Linked DNA regions of Mus musculus: region 1 is linked to region 2. A link is a contact called in ENCODE Hi-C or POLR2A ChIA-PET data. All regions are on one chromosome and are shown on one strand. The core of a region is the stretch at or near the end of the contact, and the rest is flanking DNA. Distances in the headings are between cores, read along the strand shown. Region 1 overlaps Rrp1 (ribosomal RNA processing 1 homolog (S. cerevisiae)). Region 2 holds the start of Gatd3a (glutamine amidotransferase like class 1 domain containing 3A).

Region 1 (3,392 bases), core at 371-2,870, 230 kb before region 2:
CTTCCTGCACTGTCTTCACACCCTGCTCCATGTCTGGGCCCTTCACCCTGTCCTCTGGCTAGTCTTTCTGGAGATCAGTTCCTGAGCCCTCCCTGGGATCATCCTGGGACCCAGGATGAAGCTCACCCTGGTCAGCAGCCATAGCTGGTGCTGTCCCCAGTGCTGGCACTGCCGTGACTGAAGGACACCATATTGTCCCAGGAGTTTGCTCACAAGCCTTACTTTGTCCACAGCGGGGAGTGAGGCAGAATCCTCAAGTGCAGACCCAGGCCCAGGAAGGAAGAGGAAGAGGAACAGGAAAACGGATGAGAAGGCTGGCCAAGGGGGTCCTCCTGGGAAGAGGAGGAAGCCCGGGGCTAGGGCAAAGGGGGCTGGGGCCCAGCAACCCAAGAAGAGGATACAGTCATCACAGAGTGCAGAGTGAGGTGCACAGCCCAGGCTGGCACATGGTGGAATGGGGCAGGATACCTGGGCATGCTCCTGCAGCCTCTGAATGCCGAGGTTCTGAGCGTCCGTCCTATAGGGGAGGAGCAGGAGGAGGACGGAAGAAACTCTTGGTTTAGTCCCAGCCTTTAAGCATGATCCTGCCTCAGAGCCATGACCTGCATCTCAGAAAAACACTCAACATTTCACTTGTACATATGCTATGGCTGTGCCTGATCCTAGCCAGAGAGGCCAGAAGATCTGGAGACTGAGTCCAGCCTGGGTTGCAGAGTAAATCCCTGTCTCAGCTTCCCTCCACCATAGTCAGGAAAACAAAACCAAGTAACTGTGTGGTCACTGTCCCCTCCACCCTTGGCTGCCCACAAATAAACTGCGGGTCCTTACAGCACATGGCTGCTTCTCCCATTTTTGGATGTGTGTGTGTGTGTGTGTGTAGGGGTATAGCAGATGTCACTTCCTGGGTGAGGTGTGTATTTTCATCTTACTTTTGAGTTTATGTGCATCTGAGAACCCTTGCAATAGAGCCTGCCCGTGGGTTCATGCTCTGTGCTCCTATCTCAGACTTGCATTGTTGAGGGTTTTCAGGAGGTTCCTGAGACTGAAGTGACAGGGCCATGGCAGGAGAGCCTGGCTGTTGTCACCACCTCTCTTTGGGACACTGTACACAGCATTTATAGAGACCCCAGCTGGCAGCCTGAGCATGACCTGACTGGGCTCTTATTCTGAATAGAGCAGACTCAAGCCCTGCTGCTATGGGCTTGTCCCTTCCTTGGGGTCACTACTGGGGCATCCAGGGCTGCAGGAGGCCAGGTCATGGGAGGAAAGACAGTGCCTAAGCAGTCTCTGCCCCTGGACGCTGTGGTAGCCTAAGCACATCCCAGAGTGCACAGGAGACAGCATTGGGTGGTGTGGGTCACCATTCTGAGAGAGCTGCTTAGGACAGTCACTGGGTGTGACACCCTGGTTCTAATTGAGTGAGGCCCTGGGTTCTACGCCTGTTTCCCCTGGGGGAGACCTGCAGCCAGCACCACCATGTGAAGCACTTCTATGTCTGCAGTCTCTTTAGTAACTGCTTGACTCCAGACAAGAATCACCAAGTCCCTCAACATTGACTGTGGATCTTGACTGATGGAGATCAGGCAGTGCCATGCACCCCAGAGGATAACATTATCTGTGCGAAAGTGGCCATCTTCAATCCCGTGTTCACAGCTTTGAGAGCAGTCACAAGGCACATACCCACTGTCTCATTCGTGAGATAACAGGATATTCTCAGAACTGGGCAGCCGCCAGCAGTTACACATCTGTTACGCCTGGTGAGCCTGCTCCCTGGGTCGGCAGCCTCTGATCTGCGTCATGTCGGTGGGGGGTGGGGGTGGGGCTGCTCTGCACAGGCGCACTTGGGATTGTGCAGTGATGCATGGTCTTTGCATGTCACTGAGCTGTTCTCAGGGCTCAGGCCTCTTTACTGCTCTCGGGGGGTGGGGGGGAGACACCCAGGAGTGCAGCTGCCTGGGCAGCTGTTTGAAGAACCACCAGGCTTTTCTGCAACTCACCTGTTGCGGGTCTTCCGAATGACAGCCCCTGCTCCCAGTGTGAACCCTCGCCTGTCAGTCCGCGGCTTGGCCTCCGACATACAGCCCCAGACTATGGGGGTGAACCAGGCGACCCAGCAGTACCCCCTGTTCACAGTGTGGGAACTTGCCATGCCCTGTCCTGTTGGGTGTGGCAGTTCATGCGGATGCTCACCTGGCTACCTTGTTCTTTTCTGGGCAGTCCAGTTGATCTAAGGAGGTGATGGACCAGGAGAGGCTCTGCCTCTTTGACTGTGTGACCTCCATCAGAAAACAGGCCCCTCCCCAAGCCCATACACACATGAACAGACACATACACACATGAACACAAACACACATGAACACACACACACATGAACACACAGGAGAAAAGGAATTTCTTGGTACTGATGGGGAGGTGGGTTTCAGGACCCCCACAAACACTGAGCATCACCAACACTAAAATCCCTAACTAACACTAAAATCTCCAAACTATCTTCACAGAACCCCATAGAACTTCCTATGTACTTCATGTTCACTCTTGGTACAAGGCAAAAGTCTACACCAATGGCTGCCATGCTTTGTTAAAGGAAATAAGGGGTGAGGGGAGGCACATGCAAGTTCAGTGCAGACCATACTCAATGTGAAACTGTTGCTTTTGGACAGTTTGCATCTACAGGTATTTGAGTCCCCAAGTTGAGAGCCTGTAGTAGTTACAGAGAGGTGGACTGAATGTAATTTATTTTTAATATTTTTCCAACCTGGCGGTGGTGGTACATACTTTTAACTCCGGCACTCAAGAGGCAGAGGCAGGAGACTCTCGAGTTCGAGGCTAGTCGAACAAAACAACACACACACACACACACACACACACACACACCTTTCATTGCAATAGGGATGATGTCTGAAGGCCACAGAGCAAGCAAAAACCCAAGCTGGGGATATTATGGCTTGGATCAGCTCTGAAGGCTATCCTGGGGCCCTGAAGGTTTTCTCTTAAGATCACCAGGGGATCAAACAAGAAGACAAGAACAGCCCCACACACTCACACCACGCGGGGGGGGGGGATTGCCTGCTTTATTAAGAGCCTATTGAATTAAATGTCAAGCTCATCTATTTCTACGCTTTCTTAACTGCCCCACTGGTTTTGATGTGGGCTCTGACCCTCATGTGAGTCTGTGCCCAGAGAGGATGCTTCTGCTGGACCCAGACCTCAGGAACCTAGCCTGTTCACATTCTCCCTTTCTCTGTTAGACTCCTCCCCACAGGCTCTGACCAAACCTTAAGGTTCTATTCCTGGCAGGACCACCCACCCAGGACCCACCCCTTCCTTACCTGCTCGCTCAGGGTTTCTGTTGCTGTGATGAACACCATGACCAAAAGCAATCTGGGAAGGAA
Region 2 (3,602 bases), core at 46-2,545:
GTAGCTTGGGGTAGAAAAGGAAACTGCTTCTTATGTGCCCAGGGACAGCCAGGCCCCTGGCCGCCCAGACAAGGACCCGCTTGTTTTGGTGCCATCTTGGGATCCCCATCTGCAGTACAAATACAGTTTTATGAAGCTTTACTGGTTTTGTCTGTGTGTGGTATGAATGTGGAACTGAGGGCCCAGGGAAGGGCAGGCAAGTAGTGCTGAACCATGCTTCAGCCATCACCATACATCTCATACATCTCATCCAGTTTAATTCTCATACCAGAAACTGGGCTCAGTTTGGAGTATTTTACAAGTCTGCTCCGTGGTAACCATGCCCACTCCACCCCTGTGGACAGCCAGATGCAAATTGCCTGACACTGCTCCACCCCTCCCCCCAACTACTGTCCCCTGAAACTGAATAATCCCTGACTCGCTGTAATGGTGTTGGGCCACCAAACCCACTTCTGTATGCTCCCTGGCTTCTGCATATACTGTGCATCCCAGGCCTAAATGTCTCCTAAATGTGAAAGGGTTCCCATCTTAAGATGGGAACACCCAGCAGCTAATTATCCCTAGGAGTTGAGAGAAGCCAGGTCACCTTTGACAGCCTTCACTGTGGCTAGGGAGAGGCAGTGAAACTCTGGGAGTTATCTGGTCATTACCCCGATGGACACCGGACTGTATGCAACTATAGCAATCACATTGATTCAAAATAGGAAATGGAAGGTACGATGCTCAGCTCAGCTCTTCACTGAATCGTGACTGGCAGAACTGTGGCCTGTGAGGAAGCTGCAGAGGTACCCAGAACACAATGGCAGGAGCAATTTACGATTGCACCGTGAGGGCGCGGGGCTTGCTCTGACCCCGTTATTTAAAATCAGTTTTTAGTCATTGCATAGACTGGAATTGCAATAGGTAGTCAAGGTGGCCTACACCAAGATGAGCGCCCTTCAAACATTAACTAGGCAGACCGGGCCGCTCAACAAGGTCGATCGCAGGAAGGTCCTAACCTGGCATACTTGCTTGCTTGCCCTCTCAAAACCGAGAAGAGGCGTGTCCCAGCTCGGTCGGTCATTGAGCTGGAGAAGTCCAGCCAACCGGTCTCTTAGGTGAGGGGGGGCGTGTCCTGAGATCTGTGGCCCCTCCCTCCCGCTAGTCCTCCAGGGAAAAAGGTGCTGGGTTTCCCGTACGCCGTCGGTCACTGCGCAGGCGCGGCCCCACCCACTGGCCCTCTCCAGAAAGGGGTTGTTACGCGCTCCTCCATTGGCCAGGCGCGACCCCGCCCCACGGCGCACGTTCTCCTGACACCACTGTGGCTGGCTGCCCTTCGTGATGGCTGCCGTCAGGGTTTTGGTGGCGCCAAGGCTGGCTTCTGCGCTCCTACCGCTCTCCAGATACCACCGGGCTCCCTCCCAGCGCGCAGCCCTTCACAGCTCCGCACCGCGGCCCGGGGCCAGGGTGGCGTTGGTGAGTGCAGAGCCAGACTCCCAGGCCGAGTGCCTTCCCTTGCTAGGTCCCCGCAGCCTGGGGTCGACCAGCTGTCCGCCCAAGGTCGGCTCTTGGTGGGGTTCAGCCTCCCCTCCCTCGGTAATTGCGTGTTGGGCCCTCGCCCTCGTCAGTGCCTCTCTTCCTGCAGGTGCTGTCGGGCTGTGGAGTCTATGACGGAACCGAGATCCATGAGGCCTCAGCGTAAGTCCTCAGAGTTTGTAAACACTCTCTTGGTTTAAAAGGCAGAAATGGCCAGAGGGTGACCAAGCGCAGTGGGTTCACATCGTGATAAGTCCAAAGCCAAAGTTAGCACAGCCAAGACACAAAAGATGCCACCCGGACCCTGGGTGAAGGCAGAATGCCTGGCAGCAAGCTGGGGTCTTGAACATACCCAAAATGCAACACCTGCGGAGTCAACAACCCTCGCTGCTCATCAGTCAGTAAAAGGATGCCTTGCCTACTTATTCTGGTTCTACCCTTACCTTGCAGAAGTCTGTAAGCGGCAGGAGCCGTGCCTTCGTAAAAGCAACTAGGTGTCCTATAAACTAGGAATTCCCCAGCACTTGGTGCCAGTCCATCTGTAAAATCGTCATGCTGTGAGGCCGGAGGACACATTTGGAAGTGATGTCTTTGTGGATTTTCTTCATATAGGATCCTGGTGCACCTGAGCCGAGGCGGGGCTGAGGTCCAGATCTTTGCTCCCGATGTCCCTCAGATGCACGTGATTGACCACACCAAGGGGGAGCCTTCTGAGAGGGAAAGCAGGTATGGGTAGGGAAAGGACCTTACAAGAGCCCTGTTCCCATGAGCAGCTCCTGTACTGTAGCCTTCCTGATTATGTGATCAAGTGTCTGTCCCTCAAAGCAACTGTCATCCGGCTGTTCTGGAAATACATGGCCATGGGCCAAATGTTTCTGACCTCCCCGTGACCGTTACAGGGGTAGCAGTAGCCTTTGGGTGTGAGGTGGTCATGCTCTGCTCTGGCTAGTCCCTGTGTGGTACTGTGTTCCCTTTATCTTGTTGCTTTGTTTTTGGCAGGGAGGGGTTGTTTGTTTTGTTTTGTTTTCCCAAAGTTTCTCTATGTAGAGAGACTGTCCTGGAACACACTCTGTAGACCAGGCTGGCTTTGAACTCTGATCCTCCTGCCTCTGCCTACTGAGTGCTGGGATAAGAGGCATACTCCACCACTGCCTCGGGTTTTTGTTTTTGTTGTTTGTTTGAGACAGAGTCTGTTTGGCCCTCACAGGCCTGGAACTCACTATATACAGACCAGGGTGGCCTTGGATTCCTAGAGATTCTCTTGTCTTTGCCTCCAAAGTGTTGGTGGGATCAAAAGCAGTTGACTCTATGCCCAGCACAACTACATTTTTTTATTTTAAAGATTTATTTATTTGTTATATATAAGTATGCTGTAGCTATCTTTAGACACACCAGAAGAGGGCATCAGACCCCATTATAGATTGTTGTGAGCCACCATGTGGTTGCTGGGATTTGAACTCAGGACCTTTGGAAGAGCAGCCAGTGCTCTTAACCACTGAGCCATCTCTCCAGCCCACAACATTTCTTATCTGAGGCTTGGTTGCAGGGTAGGGGCTGAGACTGAAAAGGTAAGAGAGAGGAACTGCAATTTAACTACCAAGGCTGTCTTTAGGGAGTTCCTCTTCTGTCTAGAACCCTGGCCCCTGAATCTAACCCCTCCCTCCTGTTGTACAACTGTATATGAGGTTGCATCTCTATCTGATGTTCAGGTGGCTTTGGGCATCCTGAAAAATGGCTTCTTAGGCAGCCCCTCCCTGGTGTGGAGGCCTGGATTCTGCCTGCTGTGGATACTTGGTGGGCCTCCAGTTCCTGCTGACCCCAGCCTACAATGCCTGTTGTACTTATAGCTCACTAGAATCCACTGTCACTGCCTCCAGGTGTTGCCTGGGAGTGCTAACTAGAAGCATCTAGTCTCCATGCTCACTTGAGGCTGTGAGCCAGTACTAGGGCGAGCCCACCGCGCTGCCTGTGTACCAGCCATGCTTGCACGTTGATCCTTTGTGCCATCTGCTCTTTCCAGGAACGTTTTGGCAGAGTCAGCAAGGATTGCCCGAGGCAAGATTACCAGCCTGGCTCAGCTCAATGCT

What was found. A loop is a pair of places that touch in the nucleus more often than their neighbours do. ChIA-PET counts read pairs that join two places held with the same protein, here RNA polymerase II (POLR2A).
Region 1: a loop to region 2 is called in a map of v-Abl transformed pro-B cells, with 2.3 times the contacts of the local background. The contact joins the enhancer-like site here to the promoter of Gatd3a in region 2. A Hi-C loop is called at or near these places in 1 of 37 maps with a recorded cell type or tissue (v-Abl transformed pro-B cells). POLR2A ChIA-PET finds 5 or more read pairs at or near these places in 1 of 5 experiments (Patski).

Annotation. Positions count from the first base shown.
Region 1 is chr10:78,397,826-78,401,217 of GRCm38, reverse strand. It overlaps Rrp1 (ribosomal RNA processing 1 homolog (S. cerevisiae)), which reads left to right. Exons shown (of 13, transcript NM_010925.2): 13 at 234-856. The coding sequence ends at 424. Among named protein-coding and RNA genes, the nearest start is that of Mir6907, 9.0 kb to the left of the region's middle. Within about 2 kb of position 1,620, at least 1 of the 3 ENCODE cell types and tissues checked has a DNase peak (open chromatin) inside an H3K27ac peak, as active enhancers do.
Region 2 is chr10:78,167,448-78,171,049 of GRCm38, reverse strand. It overlaps Gatd3a (glutamine amidotransferase like class 1 domain containing 3A), which reads left to right and starts at 1,295. Exons shown (of 7, transcript NM_138601.3): 1 at 1,295-1,455; 2 at 1,625-1,677; 3 at 2,128-2,241; 4 at 3,536-3,602. The coding sequence starts at 1,321. It overlaps Pwp2 (PWP2 periodic tryptophan protein homolog (yeast)), which reads left to right. Exons shown (of 21, transcript NM_029546.2): 21 at 1-140.